Linked DNA regions of Homo sapiens: regions 1, 2, 4, 5, 6 and 7 are each linked to region 3. Evidence: chromatin contacts called from ENCODE Hi-C or POLR2A ChIA-PET data. All regions are on one chromosome and are shown on one strand. Each heading gives the region's core, a stretch centred on a gene start or an enhancer-like site at or near the end of the contact. The rest is flanking DNA. Distances are from core to core; before and after follow the strand shown. Region 1 has its middle 54 kb from the start of IL6. Region 2 overlaps HYCC1 (hyccin PI4KA lipid kinase complex subunit 1). Region 3 has its middle 73 kb from the start of SP4. Region 4 holds the start of POLR1F (RNA polymerase I subunit F). Region 5 overlaps LOC107986776 (a long non-coding RNA gene). Region 6 holds the start of HYCC1 (hyccin PI4KA lipid kinase complex subunit 1). Region 7 holds the start of SNHG26 (small nucleolar RNA host gene 26).

Region 1 (2,700 bases), core at 57-2,556, 1.3 Mb before region 3:
CAAGACCCTGTTTCTATAAAAATAATAAATAAATAAATAAAAATAAAAGTATTGTTAAATAGTATTAAAGAAATTACAATGGTTCCCTGTATCACTCTTCACACTCTTTCGTTGCTTCTTCCTAGAGGCAACTACTTTTGATTCTTTTAGCCATTTCTTCTTGCATATACATCTCAGTACTTCTAAATGATATGCCTAGATATACTGTTTGCAATGGTGACTTTTAGACATAATCATCTGTTATGATAGATGAACATCCAACTCTTATACTATCCTTCCTTATTGTTCCCATGCCCCACCCTCCCAAGATAATACAATTTTTGATTAAACTTCTGTATTTACCTAACTTTTTATGCAAATACAATTTCCAGTTGAGCACTGTGAACTATGGTTGCCTTTTCTAGTTTTTCCTGAAATTGTTGCCTTTTTTCCTATTTGCCTAATTTTCTTTGTACCTCTTCTAGCAGACGCACCTTCTAATAGACACCAACATTGGATGGTTTATCACTTTCTTTTTTTCTCTTAGGATAGCCCACTCCCCACCCCACCCCCGATCCCTTTCCTCTTCTGAGTTGAATGCTCTCCAGGCTGTTGCAGAGCTGTCATCTATCTTGAGTCTTTCCTTCACTGTGGACCTTGGAATTCTCTAGATTTTTCTCCCAAGTTGGATTCCTCATCTCTTCTTTTTTGGTTTACTCTCTTATTTTGGGGGAGAACATCCTCCAGTAATCAGGTTAAAAAGGATCTTCCCTTAGTCCCCAGTGTTGTGAAATTTCACAATAATCTGCCTGGATTATTCTGGGCCCTCAGTGGCCCCTTCAGGAAATCTGGAAACTTAAGTCTTTCACTTCTGAGAAATTTGCTTGAATAATTTTACTGACGATTTCCTCTCGTTGGCTTTCTTCTCCCTTGTTTGGAAACTCTTGTTAATCAGATATTCAGACCCCTGGATTGGTTCTCTAATATCTTCATTTTCTTGTTTTTGTTTTCCCCTCTGTCATTTTACTCACCTTTCTAGAATGCCTCAATTCTATTTTCTGGTCCTAGGTTCCTTTTTATAGTTTCCTACTCTTGTTTCAAAGGTATGTCATTGTCTCTTATTTCCCTGAGGGTATTCATGATACTTTTAAAGTTTTAGTCACTGTGTATTTTATTTCCTCCGAATTGCTTTTATCTATTTGTTTTGTTCTCCAGTTTTCTTGCCCTGGGCTTTCCTTAGACATCTGGCACCCTTGGATGTTTGTTCAGGATTAGAGGACTAAAAAGTGGATTGGATGCTCTCAACTTGCAGGCAAGGCTTGTTGACTTTGAGCTTCACTGTAGGGTGAGCTGGAAGCACTGTTTGTTTTAGGAAACTTTTTTGCTTCAGTATTTTCTGACCTTTTTTCATGGACTGGTCAGATTCCTCAGAAAGAAACCTTTCTAATCTCCTGCCAAGGTTACAAGTATGCTGTCACTGTTCTGATGGCCAATTGGGGAAACAGAGCTGGGGAAGAAGGGCTGCGGGTCTCACCATTTTATGGTTTGTGTTACTGTTCTCAAATCAACCGCTGTGCCAATTGACCTCCGGTCAGGAAGGATTCCTTCAAAGAATAAACCTGCCATCTTGTATGGGGGAGGGGAAGAGGACATACTCAGTGATGTGGAGCAGAGAGGGGAATGAAGGCTCTGATTGCTTCTCACACAGCTTTTACCCAGCCCATCCTAGATTGGTTTCTTTCACCGTAACCTTCAGTTTCAGAAGCACTATCTGAAACTGCCAGTTCCTGAGCCTGTTGAGGACTCTGCATTGTAAATTTTGTTGGTTTTCTGGTTTTGCCACTGTTGGCTGAGACCTCGACATTCTATGATGTGCTAAATTATGTCAGCCCTAACTACATTTGAGCTGCATTGTGTATCAGGATTATATTTCTCTCTCTTTCTCTCATTCTGTTTTCTTTATTCTCTCCTTCTGGGTATTGGCCTTCCTGGATGGATCCTGTTTTTAAAAAAATCTTCTTTCCCTTTTCAATCTCTTTGTCTCTATCTTATACTTCCTGTGAGATTTCCTCAAGTTTATTATTTAACCCTTTCATTGAGCTTTTAATCTCTGCTATCACATTTAGAATTCCCAAGAGCTCTCTTTTTAAAAATGATGTCTTGTTTCATGAATATATCTTCTATCTCTCTGAGGACATTAATATTACCTGAAAACATTTTTTTATCTCCTTGTTTATTTCTTCTGAATTTCTTATTTCTGTTAGTTTCCTTCAAGAGAGTTGCTTTTCACAAATATCTTGGCCACTTATTTATTTTTGTTTTTTAGTTATTTTTTACAGATGGGAGTCTCACTTTGTTGCCCAGGCTGGACTCAAACTCCTGGGCTCAAGGAATGTTCCCACCTCAGCCTCCCTAGTAGCTGGGATTACCAGCTTGTGCCACCCCACCCAGCACTGGTCACTTATTTTTAAGGGAGAGGCACTAAAATGTTGATTGGAAGCCTTATTTAGGGGGATTTCATTAGCTGCTGGGCTTCTCTGAAGGGTGATCTGGCAGGTCTCCCATTTTTTTCCATTGGAAGAACTTTAAATGTGCAAAGGCAGGTTTCCCTTTGATATTTAGTTTCCCCTGAGGGGAGTTGTCTAATCTCTTGCCTAAAGGACAGAAACTTGCCTTCCAAGCATTCTGAAGCTGAGCCTCCAAAAGGTTGACAACATGGGC
Region 2 (2,700 bases), core at 108-2,607, 1.6 Mb before region 3:
TCGTCCTTCCAGAATTAGGATGGGATGGGAGATGGGAGCAAAACAGAAGATGTACAAAGAGTTATGATGACTAGTGTGTGAGATGAGTGTCATCTAGGTGTCTGTAGCTTCTTGTGGTGCTGGACATAAACAGAGATGAAGGGAATAAAGACTTTAGTCCTGGTGGACCTAAAGCAGACAGTGGTGGTGAGACTGTGAAAGTTTCAGGATAGGGAGGCATGTCATAGACTCCCTTTTGAGTTCTGCAGGAGACAGAGAAGTTTGGGGAGGAACAATTTTATTCTGAGCTTGCATGCGTGCTAAACAAGTGAGTGTCCATGTGAGCTCAGCTATACAATGAGGGCTCCCATTTGATCTCTATCAAGTGGAAGATAAGAGACCCAGGGCTGACTGGTGTTACTAATGTATAATATACATACAGAAAAATGTACAGTTTATGAAATGTTTAGCTTGGCAAATTTTCACCAAATGTATACACTTGAGTAACCAGCACCTAGATCAAGAAACAGACTGTTATCAGAACCGACAAGATAGGCCCCTCAAGAGCAGCCACTATCCCAACTTCTAACACAAATGGATTCGTTTTATCTGTTCTTGAAATTTACATAAATGTAATTATATAGTATGTACTCTGTTTTCCTGCATTCTTTTATCCAACACTGTAACACAGATATAGTTTATTCATTAAAAGTTATATTTTGTTGTATAGAATTTCAGATATTGTACAGTATACTGTAATTTATTCGTTCAACTACTGATGGACATTTGGTTTGTTTCTAGTTTTTGACTATTAAAAAATACCTGCTGTAGCCAAGCATGTGGTACACTCCTGTAGTCTCAGCTACTTGAGAGGCTGAGGTGGGAGGACCCCTTGAGCCCAGGAATTTGAGGCTACAGTGAGCTGTGGTAGCGCCATTACACTCTAGCCCGGGTAACAGAGTGAGACTCTGTCTCTAAAAACAAAACAAAAACAAAAGCCTATTGCTCAGATGAACATTTTCTGAACATAGCTTTCAGAGAACATATGTCCTCATTTCTGTTGAGTATTAACATGGGTAGAATTTCTGGGTTCGTAGAGTATATGTATATATCCTCAAGTTTAGAGGATATTGCTAAAGAGTTTTCCAAGATATTGTACCAATTTGCATTCACATTAGCTGTGTCTGAATATTGATTGCTCCATATCTTTTTCAACACTTGGTGTGATCTTTCATTTTAGCTACACATGCGTACGTGTGTGTGTGTATGTGTGTGTGTGTGTGTGTGTTTGTATGGTGTATTTCACTGTGGGTTTTAACTGACATTTCCCTGATGACTAACAAAGTTGAGCACGTTTCATGTGCTAAGTTTCCATTTGAGTAAGTGATGGTCTTGATTTCCTATAGGATTGTCTACCTTTTTTCTTAATAATTTATGAGTTCCTTATATATTCTGGATATGAGACTTTTGCCATGTATATGAATTGCAGATATCATCTGCCACCCTATGGCTTTGCCTTTTCATTCTCCTAGTGGTATCTTTTGGTGAGTAGAAATTCTTACTTTCAAGGAAGTCCAGTTTATCCTTTTCCCCTCCTTGTGATTAGTGCTTTTGTGCCTCTTGTTTAAGAAACCTTTGCCTAGCCTAAGATTATGAAAGTACTCTCTTGCATTTTCTTCTAAAAGCCTTATGGTTTACTGTTCACAATTAGATCTGTGGTCCAACTGAAACTGTTTTTATTTTTGCATACAGCATGATCTCTAGGGTCATGGTTCTTTTTGTCCTCCCCATGTAGCTATCCAAATAACCTAGCCCCATTTATTATAAAGAGCATCCTTTCCTCACTGAATTTCAGTGTCATTTTTGTCATAAATCAGGTGACCATATATGTGTGGGTCTGTTTCTGGCCACTCTATTCTGTTCCATTGGTTGTTTTCTATTCTTCTGACAGTGCCACCACTGGCTTAATTACTATAGTTTTTGGTAAGTTTTATACTAAGCTTTGCTGTTGGAAGTCCAGGTCCCACAGTTCTGTTGTTCTTCAAGACAGCCCTTGACTGTTCTTGGTTCCTTGTATATTCCTCTTGATTTCTTTTAATTTTTGAAAAATTAACCTTAATTTTAACTGGAGAGTTATTTTGAATTTTTGTAAAAATTTTACCTCCCCATTTCTATGTAACTTGATGTAGTGTGGTTCCATTTGTGATAACTTTCTGTCCTAATTTATTAAACAATGGAATTCATACAAAAGAAAACTTTTGTGCATTTATATTGGCTTTGCTTTACAAATATACATAACAACATAAAAAAAGTAGATACAGGCAGACAGAAAATAACAGTAAGACAAAGAGAATTGGTTATGAAACTCACAGTATTCATAATATAAAAACAAACAAGTTACTCCAAAGGAGAGATTTTCCTAGTACTGAAAACTTAAGATGTGAATTTTCTAGACTCTGTTGGCTTTTAAGGAGGATAAATGTCATCTAGCAGTGCTTTGGTAACATTTTGGACATAATTTCAAAGCCCAGTTTCTCCAAACAGACAGTTCTATAAAATCAATAATACAGTACATATATGTGGTTTTCTGTTAGTCTGACTTGATCCAAGGAGAAATATTTTTTATTTTAAAAATAAAATGCGTATTACCCAAGTAATCTTTTATGAGTGAATGAATGAATGAATGACCAAAAAATGTTTTAATCATGTTTTTTTATGAGA
Region 3 (2,700 bases), core at 32-2,531:
TGTTCAAAAAGAGTTAAGCAGATGTGATTTCTCCCTTTGTTGAACTTGCAGTTTAGCAGGGAAGTCATATATAAAATATTAATTATGCAAATAACTATTTAAGTGGGCTTGTACTAGATACTTTAAAGAAGAATACAGATGCATATGAGAGAAGACCTAACCCGGCCCACCTATAGAAGTACACCTAAGCCAAAACTTTGAGAGAGGTTTGCCATGTATAGGCAGGGCAGAGTGGCTCATGCCTGTAATCCCAGCACTTTGGGAGGCCGAGGCTGGCAGATCATTTGAGGTCAGGAGTTTGAGACAAACTTGGTCAACATAGTGAAATCCCATCTCTACTAAAAATACAAAAGTTAGCTGGGCATGACGGCAGGCACCTGTAATCCCAGCTACTCAGGAGGCCAAGGCAGAAGAATCACTTGAACCTAGGAGGCGGAGGTTGCAGTGAGCCGAAATTGCATCACTGCCTCACTGCACTCCAGCCTGGGTGACAGAGCGAGACTCCATCTCCAAAAAAAAAAAAAAAAAAGAGAGAGAGACTGAGGTTTGCCATGTATGTTTGTGCAGGTTGGGCACTGCACAACTCCAAGGGCATTTTTACATTGTGGTCTACGTGAATGGTGCTCCTGGGACTCTTGCAGCACACAATCTATAAAGCTGAATATGGTAGCCTTGCTTACTAATGGGTAGGAATTAGATACAGAATGTTAAGCAGATGTGTGTGTGTGTAGATGATGGTGGTGGTGGTGACAGGTTGAGAAAGTAGATAGGCATTCCAAGTAGAGGGAACAGCATATTACAAGACCCTCAGGTGGGAAGGTACTTTCTTTTCTTTGTTACCTGACATGCGGGCAATTATTCAGACTTTCACAACCCCAAATGTTTTATTGGTAAAACTGGGGAAAACAAGTTTCATGGCTACTTAACTTGCATTGTCATTGTGAAGCATTGAAGCTATGTAAGGAAGCACAGTGCTCAGCATAGTGCTCAGTCTCTGTGTTTCCTTCTTTCTATTTCCTAGAAGCAAGGTGAATTTGGGGTCACCAACGTGACACTTAATAAATAGCAGGTACTTGATTCACACCTCTATCATTAACACTCAAAAGTTCTAGGACTATTAGTGATTGCTAAATAAGGTTTGCTTTCCAGGCAGCTAGTGCAAGAAAGGAAGGCAGGTTTGGACAAAATTATCAAGTTACCTTAGCTGTGTGGTGACCAAAAAGGGAACTGAAATTATGACATTGTCCCTCCCACCGCACAGTCCACACCCTTCTCACCCACACCCATCTGATCTTATCTCCTGCCCAATCTGACATTTTGCTCTTTCAGGAAGCAAGTTATGCTGTTCTTTTCTTATGCCTCCAGTCTATTTTTTCAACACTTTAATTTTATGTTATTGTGGTAAAATATACAGAACATGAAGTTCACCATGTAAATCATTTTTAAGTATACGATTCAGTACTTTTAAGTATGTTCACAATGCTGTGTGACTGTCACCACTATCCATTTCCAGAACACGTTCATTATCCCAAACAGAACTCTATAACTATCAAACAACAACTTCATTCTTCTTCCCGCCAATGCCTGGAAACCTCTATTCTGTTTTCTGTCTCTGTGAATTTGCCTATTCTAGATACTGCAAATAAGTGGGATCATAGGTTTATTTCACTTAGCATAATGTCCTCAAGGTTCATCCATGTTGTAGCATGTCAGAATTTTCTTCCTTTTTATGGCTGAATAGTATTCCATTGTATGTATGTGTGACATTTTGTTTACCGCACTTTCTTTTGTACAATTATCTTATTGCAGTGCTATTGTTTTTGTATGTATTGTGTGAGCACCTGATGGCAGATGTGTAGGCAGAAGTTCTAAAGCGGCCCCCAGTGAAGTCCCTCCCGAGTCCCTGGGACTTCAGAATGTGCTATCATGCTTGAGATTATGTTTTGTTACAGAGGGAGACCAGCCTGGATTAGCCTGGTGGGCCCAATGTAATAACATACATCTTTAAAAATGGAGTTTTCTCTGGCTGATGACAATAGAGGCAGTCAGGTTTGAAGCACGATAGTCATTTGGCACTATTACTGCTTAAAGATTGAGGAGCCATGGGAAAAGGAATGTGAGTGGCTTCAAAGAGCTGAGGCAGGTCCCAGATCTCAGATGGAAAGCACTTCAGTCCTGTAACTGTAGGGTACTCTGTCATAACCTGAATGGGTTTGGAAGTGGATTTCTCCTCAGAGCCTACACTTAAGTTCCCAGCCCGGCTGACACCTGAATACTGGCCATGGGTGACCCTGAGCAGAAATTCCTGCCACACCAGGTTGTTCTCTGGTATACTGAGTGGGGAGGTAATAAATGCGTGTTGGTTTAAGTTGCGAGATTTGTGGGTGATTTGTTACTCAACAACAGAAAAGGACGACAGCGAGGACCCCATCTTTTCATGTTTGTGTTTAGCCCACTGCCTGGAACTGACTAACTTCCCAACAAACACTAACCAAGTAATCGATTGAAGGAGGCAGGAAGAAGGGATGATGGGTGGAAGAGAAAAGGAAGAACAAATGAAGAAAGAATGGATGAGGCGGCAGGATGGCTTGAGACTAGCCTAGCCCTAGAGATAGGGAGACCCTGTCTCTACAAAAAATGAAAAAAAAAAAAAAAATTAGCCAGGTGTGGTGTCATATGCCTGTAGTTGCAGCTACTAGA
Region 4 (2,700 bases), core at 179-2,678, 1.6 Mb after region 3:
TATTTAGGAGATGAGGGAGTATGTTAATACTCACATCACTGCTATACATTTCTCTTGGCACTTATCCAGCATAACCTGTTATATGTTTATGTTTAGATCCCACTTCCACTTAGGCTGTGAGCTCTTTATCACTTATTATTTATTAACTCACTATCAGGTTATTCATTCAAGATGTATTGGTTGGGTTTTTCTTGGTTTCGTTTCTTTGGAGGAGGGATAAATTGTGGGGGGCTACTGTAGTGAACAATACAGATATTATGGTCCCCACTTTAGTGAGTGTAGGAATCTATTGATGGAACAGGCAAGCAAAGACAGTTAATAAAAAATTAACATAAAAACCAACATAGATGGGTAACTACCTAATCCTTATAGAGAAAGAGGAGTGGGGTGCTTGAAAACTCTTTGCAAAGGTATAGAATGTAAAATCTAAGCTAGAAATTCATACATGAGTAGAATTTACCCTTGTGAAAAATGCTATTATATTCCCTGGTGGAAGGAACAGCGTGAGACTGCACAAAGAGAGACCTGAAAGTAGATCAAGCAGCATGATAATATTAGGGTGGGGAGTGTGACAAATGAAGCTGAAGAGAGAGGCTGTGTGCCCACGCAGATCACAAAATGGCCTTGTAACTTATAAGCCATTTTCATGAGTTTGTGTTGTCCTAGAGAAAATGGGGTGCCTATGTAGGGCTTAAACAGGGCACAACACGATCATATGTATTTCAGGGAAGATCTGGCTGCCCCAGAGTGTCCTCCTGACCATTGAGCTAGGCTTCCACAGGCAGGGAGTCCTGCGGTTTTGGCGGCAGGGAAAGAGAATAGTGTCCAAATAGAATGATATTTCCACTTTGGGCAATACAGGTCTTCAGGCTGATTTGATACTTGGGGATACAAAAGAGGATCCGAGGCTGACAGCTTGGCTGTATGATTCCCTGATTTAGCAGTTGCATAATGAGAAGAGAAGCGGGACAGGAGAGAACTAGTGGGTTCGTTTTCAGATGCGTTGCATTACAATTATCAGGCCTGCTTAGGATTCCGTGTACTGCATAAAATATACTCCATAAATATTTTGATTTTTTATTGTACAGTCCAAGCCTGTAAAATTCTACCAAACCCACCTCACTACTGGAAATGATCAAAGTGAGAACCCCCATTTTTAAGCTACCTACTTAATCCAATAAGCCTCTGTGCGAAAACACACATTTGCCTGCCCTTAAAAGAGCAGTCGGTTGGCTTTCCTGCGTGCTCAATGCATTTCCGAGGCTCTAAGCTCCCGTTCTCGAAGCGCGAAAACGCGGTTCCCCCTGCTGGTCAGGGCTGCGTAATGCAGCGAAAAGAGGGGAAATTCCTAGGGGCGTGGTCGTTGGTGGATGGCGTAAAACGAGCGCCGGGGACATGGGATTGTGCTTGCGTCAACGGCGCGCGCCGTGGGAACCTTGACAAGCAGCATGGCTGCAGGTTGCTCAGAGGCGCCGCGGCCAGCGGCGGCTTCTGATGGGTCTCTGGTAGGGCAGGCTGGCGTCCTGCCTTGCCTAGAGTTGCCGACTTATGCCGCTGCTTGTGCGCTGGTGAACAGTCGCTACTCATGCCTGGTGGCCGGGCCGCACCAAAGGCACATCGCGCTGTCGCCCCGCTACCTTAACAGGAAACGCACCGGCATTCGAGAACAGCTTGATGCGGAGCTCCTTCGCTATTCTGAGAGGTACCGATCTCTTTGCCTGTTCCTTCTTTTGTGCACGGGAAGTAAAGCAGGTGGATGTGCTGACGACGCAGCAGAAAGGGGCAAATGGCAAAGGTCGCATTGCCCCCCAGAGCTTAGCCCCCTGGATTTCTAGAGTCGCGATCCGTCCCTCAAGGCCAGTACCGCTCTGGTAAAGATCTATACAGGGTCCCTTTCATAGATAGAGAAGAAAACTTAAAGATGAAGTTCAGGTGTGGGCGGAGGGAGTGGAGATTCTTGCTCCAGAACCCTGGTGTAGGGGTAGGAAAAGACCAGGGATCTGGAGACCTAGTAGGCCCAGTTCTGTTTGGCATTCAACGTTTCATTTATCCCCTTACGGATGATGCTTTCTCATTTGACGATAAAAATCTGGTTTGCAGTGCTTGAGTAGATTCTCATTCCATAGAAGATAGCATACGAAGCATTAGTACAACCGTTCTATTTGTAAAACATGAAGGACCTTTTTTGTTGTTGGATTTCGCTCTGGTAATTTCCCCATTTTCTCTTCTCTTGGACCTGATCTGGGGATTATGAAAATGCCATTAGTTTAGCGGGATTTTGTTGTTTTTAAGAAGATTTATTCAGTCGAACTAGTGAGCCTGTTGCTTTGGGGAGAGAAAAAACCAAAACGTATGCATTTATATTACGGTATTCAAAAGTGACTTGAAAACTTAGAATTACAGAGGTGTGGGGCGGGGGGCGCGGGCATGTGCTTGAGTATTCCTCTGGACTATACTTTGGTTTAAAAGCGGGGTTCTAAAACTAGAGGGAATGGATTCTCTAGGGATTCATGATTGCCCTTCAGGAATTCCTATGTGAAGTTCCTTGGGCACTGCATCGGAAGTTTTTATCAGTTTCTTAAGGGATCCTGGACCTCCACCCATGTCTAGAATCTGCAGATTCTTCCAAGCACCAATATACACTTCTTGTATGTTTATATTACATACCGAACACTTGAGATACAAAAACAAAAAATAAAA
Region 5 (2,700 bases), core at 182-2,681, 1.5 Mb before region 3:
GCTGGATTTGTTAGTCTTAACGCCAAAGCTTTATTCCAATCTTCCCAGGGGCACTATGGGCCCAGAGCCAGCATGGTCTGGAAAATGAAACTTTGTAGCCACAGGCGGAGAGAGTGGAGAATGTTTCTTTTTTATTAAAAGGAGAAGGCCAGTAGTGGTGGCTCACCTCTGTAATCCCAGCACTTTGAGAGGCCGAGGTGGGTGGATCACTTGAGGTCAGGAGTTTGAGACTAGCCTGGCCAACATGGTGAAACCCTGTCTCTACTAAAAATACAAAATTAGCTGGGCATGGTGGCGGGCACCTGTAATGCCAGCTACTCGGGAGGCTGAGGCAGGAAAATCGCTTGAACTTGCGAGGTGGAAGTTGCAGTAAGCCAAGATCGTGCTATTGTACTCCAGCTTGGGTGTCACAGTGAGACTCCGTCTCAAAAAATAAATAAATATAAATAAATTAAGTCTGGGCGCGGTGGCTCATGCCTGTAATTCCAGCACTTTGGGAGGCCGAGGCAGGTGGATCACAACATCAAGAGATTGAGACCATCCTGGCCAATATAGTGAAACCCCATCTTTACTAAAAAAACAAAAATTAGCTGGGCGTGGTGGCAGGTACCTGTAGTTCCAGCTACTTGGGAGGCTGAGGCAGGGGAATCGCTTGAACCCGGGGGGCGGAGGTTGCAGTGAACCAAGATCACACCACTGCACTCCAGCCTGGTGACAGAACGAGACTCCATCTCAAAAAATAAAAAAAAAATAATAATTAATTAAATTTTTTTTAAAAAGGGAAAAGAAAAGGGAAAACAAAATCCCAAGTCCCGTTTGTATGAACATTTATATGAAAATTTTATCCAACTACAAAAACACATTTTTGTGTTAAATGTGTTTTGTGATAAAGGAAACCGAATATGGACTAGTGTTCAGATGATATCACAGAATCATTAATATTTTTAGGAGGGATAATAGCCTTGTGGTTATGAAGGAAAATGTTCTTCTTTTTAGGAGATACTTGCTGAAGGGCTAAGCGTTATGTCTACAATTTATCTTCCACATATATTGAAAACTTAGAGAAAAAAGCAAATGTGGTAAATATTAGAAGTAGTTAAATTTAGATACTGGGTGTATGGGTAGTCATTGAACTAGTAATTAAAGGTCTGTGAATCAGTTGGAATTGCTTCTGGCTGCAAATAAAACTCAACTGACAAGAGTTTCAATTTTAAGAACCTTCAACCTTGGCTAAACAAGAATTGCAGCTGTTGTCCATTTAGTGTTGGTGCAGCCACTCAGTGATGCCATTGAGACCCCATGTTGATCTATCCATCTGCCTTGTCATTTTCAGCAGATTGGCTTCTGACACTGTCAATTCATGATTGCAAGACAGCTGCTGCAGCTGTAGGCACTGTCACACTCCCAGACAGGATGTGGGTGGGGAAGAGCAAAAGCAAACTCTCCTCTTGCACTTGCATCATTTATCAGAAAGCAGATTCTTTCCCTGAAGCCCCCAGGAGACTTCTACTTATACCTCACTGGCCAGAATGGTCCTATGCCAATCCTAGCTACAGGGTAGTCTAGGGAAGGAAATCACCACGTGGAATTTATATCTACTGTGATTCATCCCCTTGGGCTACAGGTGTACTGTCACCCTGAACAAAAGTGGTGTTAACAAAAAAAAAAAAAAAAAAAAGAAAGTTAAAAAAAAGGAGAAAATGGAAGCTGTTTGTCATTGGCTAAATAGATACCCTTTTTCTCTGGAAGGGAAATTGTTCTGTTCCACAAGATATCAGAAATGATTTTTAAATGAAACTAAAACTCTTGCCACATGACATCAGATTGATGTTTAACAGAAAGATAAATGGTGCCTGAAAGGAGTTTTAGTTTCTTGTTCTTCTTTAGCTCAGGAAAAACAGAAAGTTTTTAGCTATCTATGGAAACTATTTTTGCTTAACTTTCGATTTTGGTAATACATTTCAATATACAGTTTACTTCCCACAATTGTTTTCATTGTGATAGACATTGTGAGGCAGAACAGAATATTTATTTCTACTCATCATATTATTAGCCACCGTTTGTTGAGTGTCCCTTATATGCAAGGCATTATAATAGGTGGTTACATCTTCTCTCATTTATGTAAGAGGATGTGCCTGGCTGTTACAAAAAGCCCTAGATCAAGTCTGAGTCATCAGACTTAATAAAGAAGAAGAAAACGGAAAGTTTTCAACAACCATTCTAATTTCTACTTCATTCCCAGCCTGTGTGAGGCCACTATAATAAGATACTCTTGACATCTGGGCTCTTAAAATGGAAATCCATTTATTGGTTAAAACAAAGAACAGCCATAACTAGAATTCCCTTCTGTTCCCTTCCCTATCCCTTGGCCCAAGGGTAGGGTTTCTTTTAGAAAGGAAGCAAGACACTCATTGTAGAGTCTTAGCTCAGTAATAGCCACCTAACCATCACTGGGGGCCACAGTCATGTGTCCTGGAAAGGCATAGAAGGCGTGACCTATGCCCAGAAGGTTTCTGTGTGTGAAGTCCTTCATCATGAGGCCATTTGGTGATGATTTAGCATGTGGTGTGGATGACTGAGGTCCAGCTTCTAACTCTGGTTGACTGCCGAGAGATGCCGTGAAGTGCTGTGTTGTTTTCTGGAGTCTTAGCAAAGAAGAGAAGCATAGGCTGACAGCACTCTTGGCCTACCCCATGGCTC
Region 6 (2,700 bases), core at 67-2,566, 1.7 Mb before region 3:
TCTCACCTCAACCTTTTGCTCCAGCCCAATTTTTGGCCGTTCCTCATCATTTAACCCCATCTACCTTCTCAACATTCCACAATGGCTCTGTGCCCTTTCACAGCTCCATGCCTTTGAACATGGTGTTCTCCCTTTCTGAAATACCCTTTGACTTTCTTCTCTGGCAAACTCCCATTTACCTTTTAAGATCCAACTCAAACATTACCTTCCTTGTGGAGTTCGCTGACTTTCCTAAACAGTCATTTCTTGTCCTCTGTTTCCATTGCTCATTGAACCAATCTCTATTGTCCTTATCACTGTAGTTTGTTATTATTTACTCATTAATCTGATCCTCCCTTTGGAGGGGGATCCTATCTGTTTTAGCAATCTGCCCTAATAATTACCTGAAATTGTTTGCTTGATACCCTTTTGATATCAAGTAATATATCTTCTTATTTATGTGCTTGTTATTTATGAGTTCAGCATGTTTGAAAAGTTCACTTAGTGTTTCTGGAGAAATCCTGCCCATTTCTAGTGTAAAGCTAGAATGAACTTCCTGTCTTCTAGGGTGGAGGTCAGTTTTTCTTCTAATTAATCCTGACCAGTCTTGAGAAGGATGTGGTAGGAGAGGTTTACAAGGTCAAAAACAGCAGTACTGTCTGCAGGCGCAGGTTCAGGTGTTCTCGGGTTCCAGTTATTATACAAAACATTTAGTATATGTTCAGAGAAAAAGTAGGGAGGAATGATGGAAAAAATAAAAACAACCCCCATGGAAAGAAAACTGAGGCATCGTATTTGACTTTTTCCAGGCTAAGCCCAAAAGCAATGATGTAGTGAGGGGGAAGTTTGTATTTCCATTTTGCAAAAACGTAATTTTTTTTTCCTCCCGGGATTTGATAAGATTTTGATAAATTCTTGTGAATTTAATTACAGGGAAGTAAATCCTACTGACTAGTAAATTATCAATTTGTTTCTCTTTTCTCACAAAAGAGAAACAAATTGATACCCTTCACATCATCCGGTAAGGTTTATTTTTTTCTGAGAAGGCCATAAGCCCTAACGGCTCAGAATCTAAGAGACCTTCGCTGATTGTCATCGCCTAGCGGCCACCGCAAACCTTACAGTCAATCAACTTCCCTCGGACGCCCGGATCACGCCCATTGCTCAGACCACGCCCACTCAAGGCGCCTCATGGCTCCGCCCCAGGCCCAGCAGAAGAAGATTCTCATTGGTGGAGAAGTTGTTCTGATCCCGCCCCGGAGGACGGCGATAGGCTGAACTGGCGTGGGGCGGTGGTGGTTGGCTGCTTGAGGACGGGTCCCTGGTCGTGCCTGTCAGAGAGGCTGGCGGCAGTGGTGGCTCTCCCGGCTGGGTTGTCAGTCAGTGAGAGGAGGGGGAAGATGGCTCACCGGGACCCGTTCTGCTAGGAAGAAGGGGAGCAGGTGGTGCTGCTACTCGGGAGGAAGCAGAGCAGCCTCCGTCGCTGTCGCTGAGAGCCTCACGAGTCGAGGTCCTGCAGGTGGAGCTCCGGCAGCCGCCCTGGTGAGTCCAGCCGAGAGACCCACGCCGGGCCCCCAGGGCGTCCGGCAACGGATAACTTTTTTTTGTCAGGGAGGAGCCGGGGCGAGGCGGCGGCGAGGACAGGACCGGGACTTTGTCCCTGGGGCCGCGGCTCCACTGGGGGTAACGGCTCCCGCGCGAGGCGCCATGGGTGGGTGCGAGGCGGCGCGGGGCGCTGGGGGCGGCTGGCGGGCGGGTGGGCTGCGGCCGGCGCTGCTCGCCCCGAAGTTGGGCGCAGCCTGCCCGCTGCCTGGAGGGCGGCAGCTTTGTGCGCGCGACTCGGGTCTTTCCTTCCCGGCGAGGAGCAGTCCAGCCTCCTGCTGTGACCCGGGTGCCGCCGCCTCGGCCCCACCGGCCGCCCCTCTGCCGGGTGGGCCTGGGGCGGGAGCCCCCCGTCCCCTCCCTGCCGCGGCGGATGCTCTGGCCTCTGCCTCCTCTCCCACTCGCGCCCTCTACTTCGGCGAGGCCGCCACTGTCCGTCCGGTCTGGTGGCCACAATGGTCACTGTCGACCCCCCGCCCTCGCCCCCTGGAGAGCAGCGTTGGCCCGAGTCGGTCTTTGGTCCCCTGCAGGGCGGAGAGGTTCAGACAGCAGCCACGCTTCCTTCCTTGGTTATTTCGCTGAAGATCTCTTCTTGAGCCCTTGCCCCTTCTTTCTATGAGTTATTCCTCTCCTGAGGCTCATTTTAACATACTCGGGAATCCTCGGGGGTTTGGCTGAAAATGGTTGCATTAAAACACCCCCAAGTTTGTACGCTTCCCCGAAATTTGCTGTCTGCCCGTCAGCTTGCACATGTGTGCTTTGTGAGTTTAGACATTCCTGAAAGATTTTAATTTTGCCTAAGTGGTTTAGTACTGCACAGAATCTGCTCTCTGAGAAATACACTATCACAAGCCTGGCAGCCGCGGCGCTCTTCAGGTAGGGGGAATTTGTTCCACCGGCAGCTACTTCTTATCTCAGAGACTGCCCTACAGGCAGTAGGGCCAAGCTGACCTTTTGCAAATTATTTATCCTTGGATCACACAGTAGTTTTTGGAGCAGGTGGGCCACCTCTTTGGTTCATGTAACACTTTACAGTTTGAGGTTTTCAGCTTTCAAATCTTATTGCCATAAAGTCAGAAAGACTGGGAGGCTTGTTTTCCATGAAAACATTCTACTGCT
Region 7 (2,700 bases), core at 36-2,535, 1.5 Mb before region 3:
CTCATTAAAGAATGGTAAAATGGGTCCCATTTGGTTTCATCAAAAAGGCAGCAAATCTTTCACAACTGAGGAAAACAGGTGAACCACGAGCTTCACATTCCAACAGAACTGTGGTACCTATGCTAGCCACAAAGATTATTTGTTGACTCAAATGTAAATTTAGATCTTTATCAATTTTACTAAATTCGCAAAGTATCCCTTTATATAGCATTTTGTACCAGTAATGAACAATTAGTATGCTCAGCGATGCTCAGGAGAGCCGCTCCAAAAACTTACATTATTCCCCAGACAAACGTTCTCTAGGGGCAGCCTTGCGTATTTCTACACCTTAGTAGACCTAAGTTAGGCGTTCAACACCTTGTCCTGGTCCAAGCCAGAAAGAACCCAGTAGTTCAGACTTTTCCCAGGTCAGAAAACCACGAAGGGCCTCCTCACACCCTGATTAAACGTTGGAAGCGGGCCCTGTGCTGTAATAACGCTCTGGCCACTCCCAAAAAAGCGAATCTTCGGGAGGAAAGCAGGCTCCCTTATTAGGGCTCACAGCACTCCGCTCAACTTACTGTAGGCGTCGGCTCCAGCAAGACTCGTCCCTCCAAGCCTTTAAATTATCTGACTGCGGGCCAGTAGCAAATGAACGGCACTGGTGGCGGTGGGGGATGGCTGCGCGAGTGAAATGACCTCCGTGTGTTTGCTAACCCCGCTATTATACTGCCCCGCTTAGAAACTTAAAGCGCTTCAGACATCAGATCTCACTCGCTTCCCAAATAGGCTTCCGTCCGCGCGGTCACAGCCCCTGGGCAGGCAGGAGCCCCGAGTGCACCAAGAACCCAGAGACCGTCCGGGGCTCGGCGCCTCCGCCTGCGGTTGGAATTTGATCCTCAAAATGCAATCATTTAATTGAAAAAGGACTAAAAGCTGCCTGTAGGCCGAATGCGTGGACGGCAGGGACTCAGGCACGGGAGGTGACGGGCGCCTGGCGGCTTCTGCTGAGTGGGGGTGGGATCCTCGAGGAAAGGGGGCGGCCCCTTCAAGCGCACAAGGACACGGGCCGTCCTAACCCGGGACGAAGGGCCCAAGCGCCACGAGGACGCCCCCACCCCCGAGGGGCCCTAACGGAGGCTTCCCCGCGGCGCCGAGCCGAGGCCTCGGCGTGGGGGCAGCGAGAGGCGCGCCTAGGAAGCGCACGGGGTAGCCCCGGAGCCACGTGGTCGGCTCCTGCGTCCAGAAGGTCCGAGCCCACTTACCCAGTCACGCGCCGCGGCCGAAAAGGGAGGGCACTGCGGAGATCAAGTTTAAAAGGGGCCTGGGCGGGGCGGCACCAACCAAAAAGTTGCCGGAAGGCCCCTCCGGGTCCAGCACCCGCCCCGCCCGCGGGGCCCGGAGGCCCTCGCGCGCCCCCTGTCGGCGGCCCGGGCCTTCCCCGCCTTGGGCCCCCCCCCCCACCCCACACGGCCCCGGCTCCCACTTGGCCCCGGCTCCCACTTTGCCCCGGCCTCCGAGTCTGGGGAGTCTGCCCCAAACTCTCGCTGGCTGTGATGTCTCTTTACCTCGTTGAAGGTCAGAGGAAGCTCCTGCCACTCAAATAATGTTAGGTGTCTCTGGTACCCACTCCCCTCCCTTGCCTGGTGTTTCTTAAAGTCTTCAGCCACGCCCCTGGGTGCTTCTTTCAAGACTCGTCTAATTACGTAGCAGAAGACTGGCTCCCGTTAAAGGATGTGAACATTAGCGGAGGTCGGGGGTGCAAACTCATCGAAGAGGGGTTGAAGCACGGGGAGGACTCCTGGTGCCTGGAGTGCTGCATGCTTAGAATGATGGCCACGGCCCGCAAATATCTTGCCCCCAAAGCACGTCTGTGTCATTGGACTGTGAGGAGGAAGGGGAGAAGGTATTCTGACTGCAGTAAAATAAGCAGGTCTGTTGGCTGGATGCCTAAGCAGCACTACATATAGAACATGAGTGTTAAGGACTGAATTTGTCCCCACTCCCAAAGACATTGAAGACCTAACCTCCAGCACCTGTGAATGCGACCTAACTTGGAAAAACTGCGTCTTTACAGATGTGGTCAAGACGAGATCATTGGGGTGGACCCTCCTAATTCAACATGACTGATGTCCTTATCACACGGTGTCAAAATGCCACTTGAAGACAGAGACACACGAAAATGTGGCGGGACAGGGGCAGATCAGAGTGATGCAGCTGTAAGCCCAGGAATGCGGTGGATTGCCGGCCACCACCGGAGAAAGGCTAGGAAGAGGCAAGGAAGGACCCTCCCCTGCAGATTTCAGAGGGAGCTTGGTGTTTGGTTCTGCTGACACTTTGATTTTGGACTTCTAGTCACAAGAAATGTGAGACAAAACATTTCTGTTAAGTCACCGAGTGCTTTGTTAAGGCATCCCTAGGGAATTAATACAAGGACTGTGGGGACTTTCCCTCTGCCGTTCTGTGTAAAATCTGGCCATAAAGACATTATTTGACTTCCCTTGTTTGACTGTAGGTCATAAGACCCCCATTCCAGAGGGAGTCCTGTCCCATACCCAGAAGGAAAGAGTGCATGCTCAGAGAGGCCAAGAAGAATCCAGACAGACAGGCCTTGCTGGGTTTTCTCCCTCTATTAGTCTTAGATCATACACTTTTTGTCCGATCACATTTCTACGTCACTGCCCATACTTTGTTGAACCTAGGCATAAAAATGGATAATTT

Evidence for each region. A loop is a pair of places that touch in the nucleus more often than their neighbours do. ChIA-PET counts read pairs that join two places held with the same protein, here RNA polymerase II (POLR2A). Pooled maps may share reads with other maps.
Region 1: a loop to region 3 is called in a pooled map, with 8 times the contacts of the local background. The contact joins two enhancer-like sites. A Hi-C loop is called at or near these places in 2 of 37 single-sample maps with no recorded cell type and 8 of 50 pooled maps.
Region 2: a pooled map shows a loop between it and region 3 (7-fold over the local background). The contact joins two enhancer-like sites. A Hi-C loop is called at or near these places in 3 of 37 single-sample maps with no recorded cell type and 3 of 50 pooled maps.
Region 4: a pooled map shows a loop between it and region 3 (6-fold over the local background). The contact joins the promoter of POLR1F here to the enhancer-like site in region 3. A Hi-C loop is called at or near these places in 1 of 37 single-sample maps with no recorded cell type and 7 of 50 pooled maps. POLR2A ChIA-PET finds 5 or more read pairs at or near these places in 1 of 52 experiments (naive thymus-derived CD4-positive, alpha-beta T cell).
Region 5: a map with no recorded cell type shows a loop between it and region 3 (11-fold over the local background). The contact joins two enhancer-like sites. A Hi-C loop is called at or near these places in 4 of 37 single-sample maps with no recorded cell type and 5 of 50 pooled maps. POLR2A ChIA-PET finds 5 or more read pairs at or near these places in 1 of 52 experiments (GM12878).
Region 6: a map of B cell shows a loop between it and region 3 (7-fold over the local background). The contact joins the promoter of HYCC1 here to the enhancer-like site in region 3. A Hi-C loop is called at or near these places in 1 of 168 maps with a recorded cell type or tissue (B cell), 5 of 37 single-sample maps with no recorded cell type and 8 of 50 pooled maps.
Region 7: a pooled map shows a loop between it and region 3 (3-fold over the local background). The contact joins the promoter of SNHG26 here to the enhancer-like site in region 3. A Hi-C loop is called at or near these places in 1 of 37 single-sample maps with no recorded cell type and 1 of 50 pooled maps. POLR2A ChIA-PET finds 5 or more read pairs at or near these places in 1 of 52 experiments (B cell).

What each region holds. Positions count from the first base shown.
Region 1 is chr7:22,672,062-22,674,761 of GRCh38, reverse strand. No RefSeq gene overlaps it. Among named protein-coding and RNA genes, the nearest start is that of IL6, 54 kb to the left of the region's middle. Within about 2 kb of position 1,306, at least 3 of the 41 ENCODE cell types and tissues checked have a DNase peak (open chromatin) inside an H3K27ac peak, as active enhancers do.
Region 2 is chr7:22,992,253-22,994,952 of GRCh38, reverse strand. All of the region lies in intron 1 of HYCC1 (hyccin PI4KA lipid kinase complex subunit 1), which reads left to right. Among named protein-coding and RNA genes, the nearest start is that of HYCC1, 21 kb to the left of the region's middle. RefSeq lists an enhancer at 1,905-1,984. Within about 2 kb of position 1,357, at least 2 of the 41 ENCODE cell types and tissues checked have a DNase peak (open chromatin) inside an H3K27ac peak, as active enhancers do.
Region 3 is chr7:21,354,077-21,356,776 of GRCh38, reverse strand. No RefSeq gene overlaps it. Among named protein-coding and RNA genes, the nearest start is that of SP4, 73 kb to the left of the region's middle. RefSeq lists an enhancer at 1,372-1,421. Within about 2 kb of position 1,281, at least 5 of the 41 ENCODE cell types and tissues checked have a DNase peak (open chromatin) inside an H3K27ac peak, as active enhancers do.
Region 4 is chr7:19,707,765-19,710,464 of GRCh38, reverse strand. It overlaps POLR1F (RNA polymerase I subunit F), which reads left to right and starts at 1,428. Exons shown (of 4, transcript NM_001002926.2): 1 at 1,428-1,702. The coding sequence starts at 1,449. RefSeq lists enhancers at 1,276-1,555, 1,097-1,699, 1,666-1,735, 1,700-2,304.
Region 5 is chr7:22,884,827-22,887,526 of GRCh38, reverse strand. The region is part of intron 3 of LOC107986776 (a long non-coding RNA gene); the gene reads left to right. Among named protein-coding and RNA genes, the nearest start is that of SNORD93, 30 kb to the right of the region's middle. Within about 2 kb of position 1,431, at least 2 of the 41 ENCODE cell types and tissues checked have a DNase peak (open chromatin) inside an H3K27ac peak, as active enhancers do.
Region 6 is chr7:23,012,746-23,015,445 of GRCh38, reverse strand. It overlaps HYCC1 (hyccin PI4KA lipid kinase complex subunit 1), which reads left to right and starts at 1,316. Exons shown (of 11, transcript NM_032581.4): 1 at 1,316-1,521. RefSeq lists enhancers at 986-1,165, 1,326-1,515, 1,933-2,614 and a silencer at 1,706-1,975.
Region 7 is chr7:22,852,825-22,855,524 of GRCh38, reverse strand. It overlaps SNHG26 (small nucleolar RNA host gene 26), which reads right to left and starts at 1,285. Exons shown (of 5, transcript NR_146320.1): 1 at 1,245-1,285. RefSeq lists enhancers at 281-510, 302-913 and a silencer at 1,011-1,470.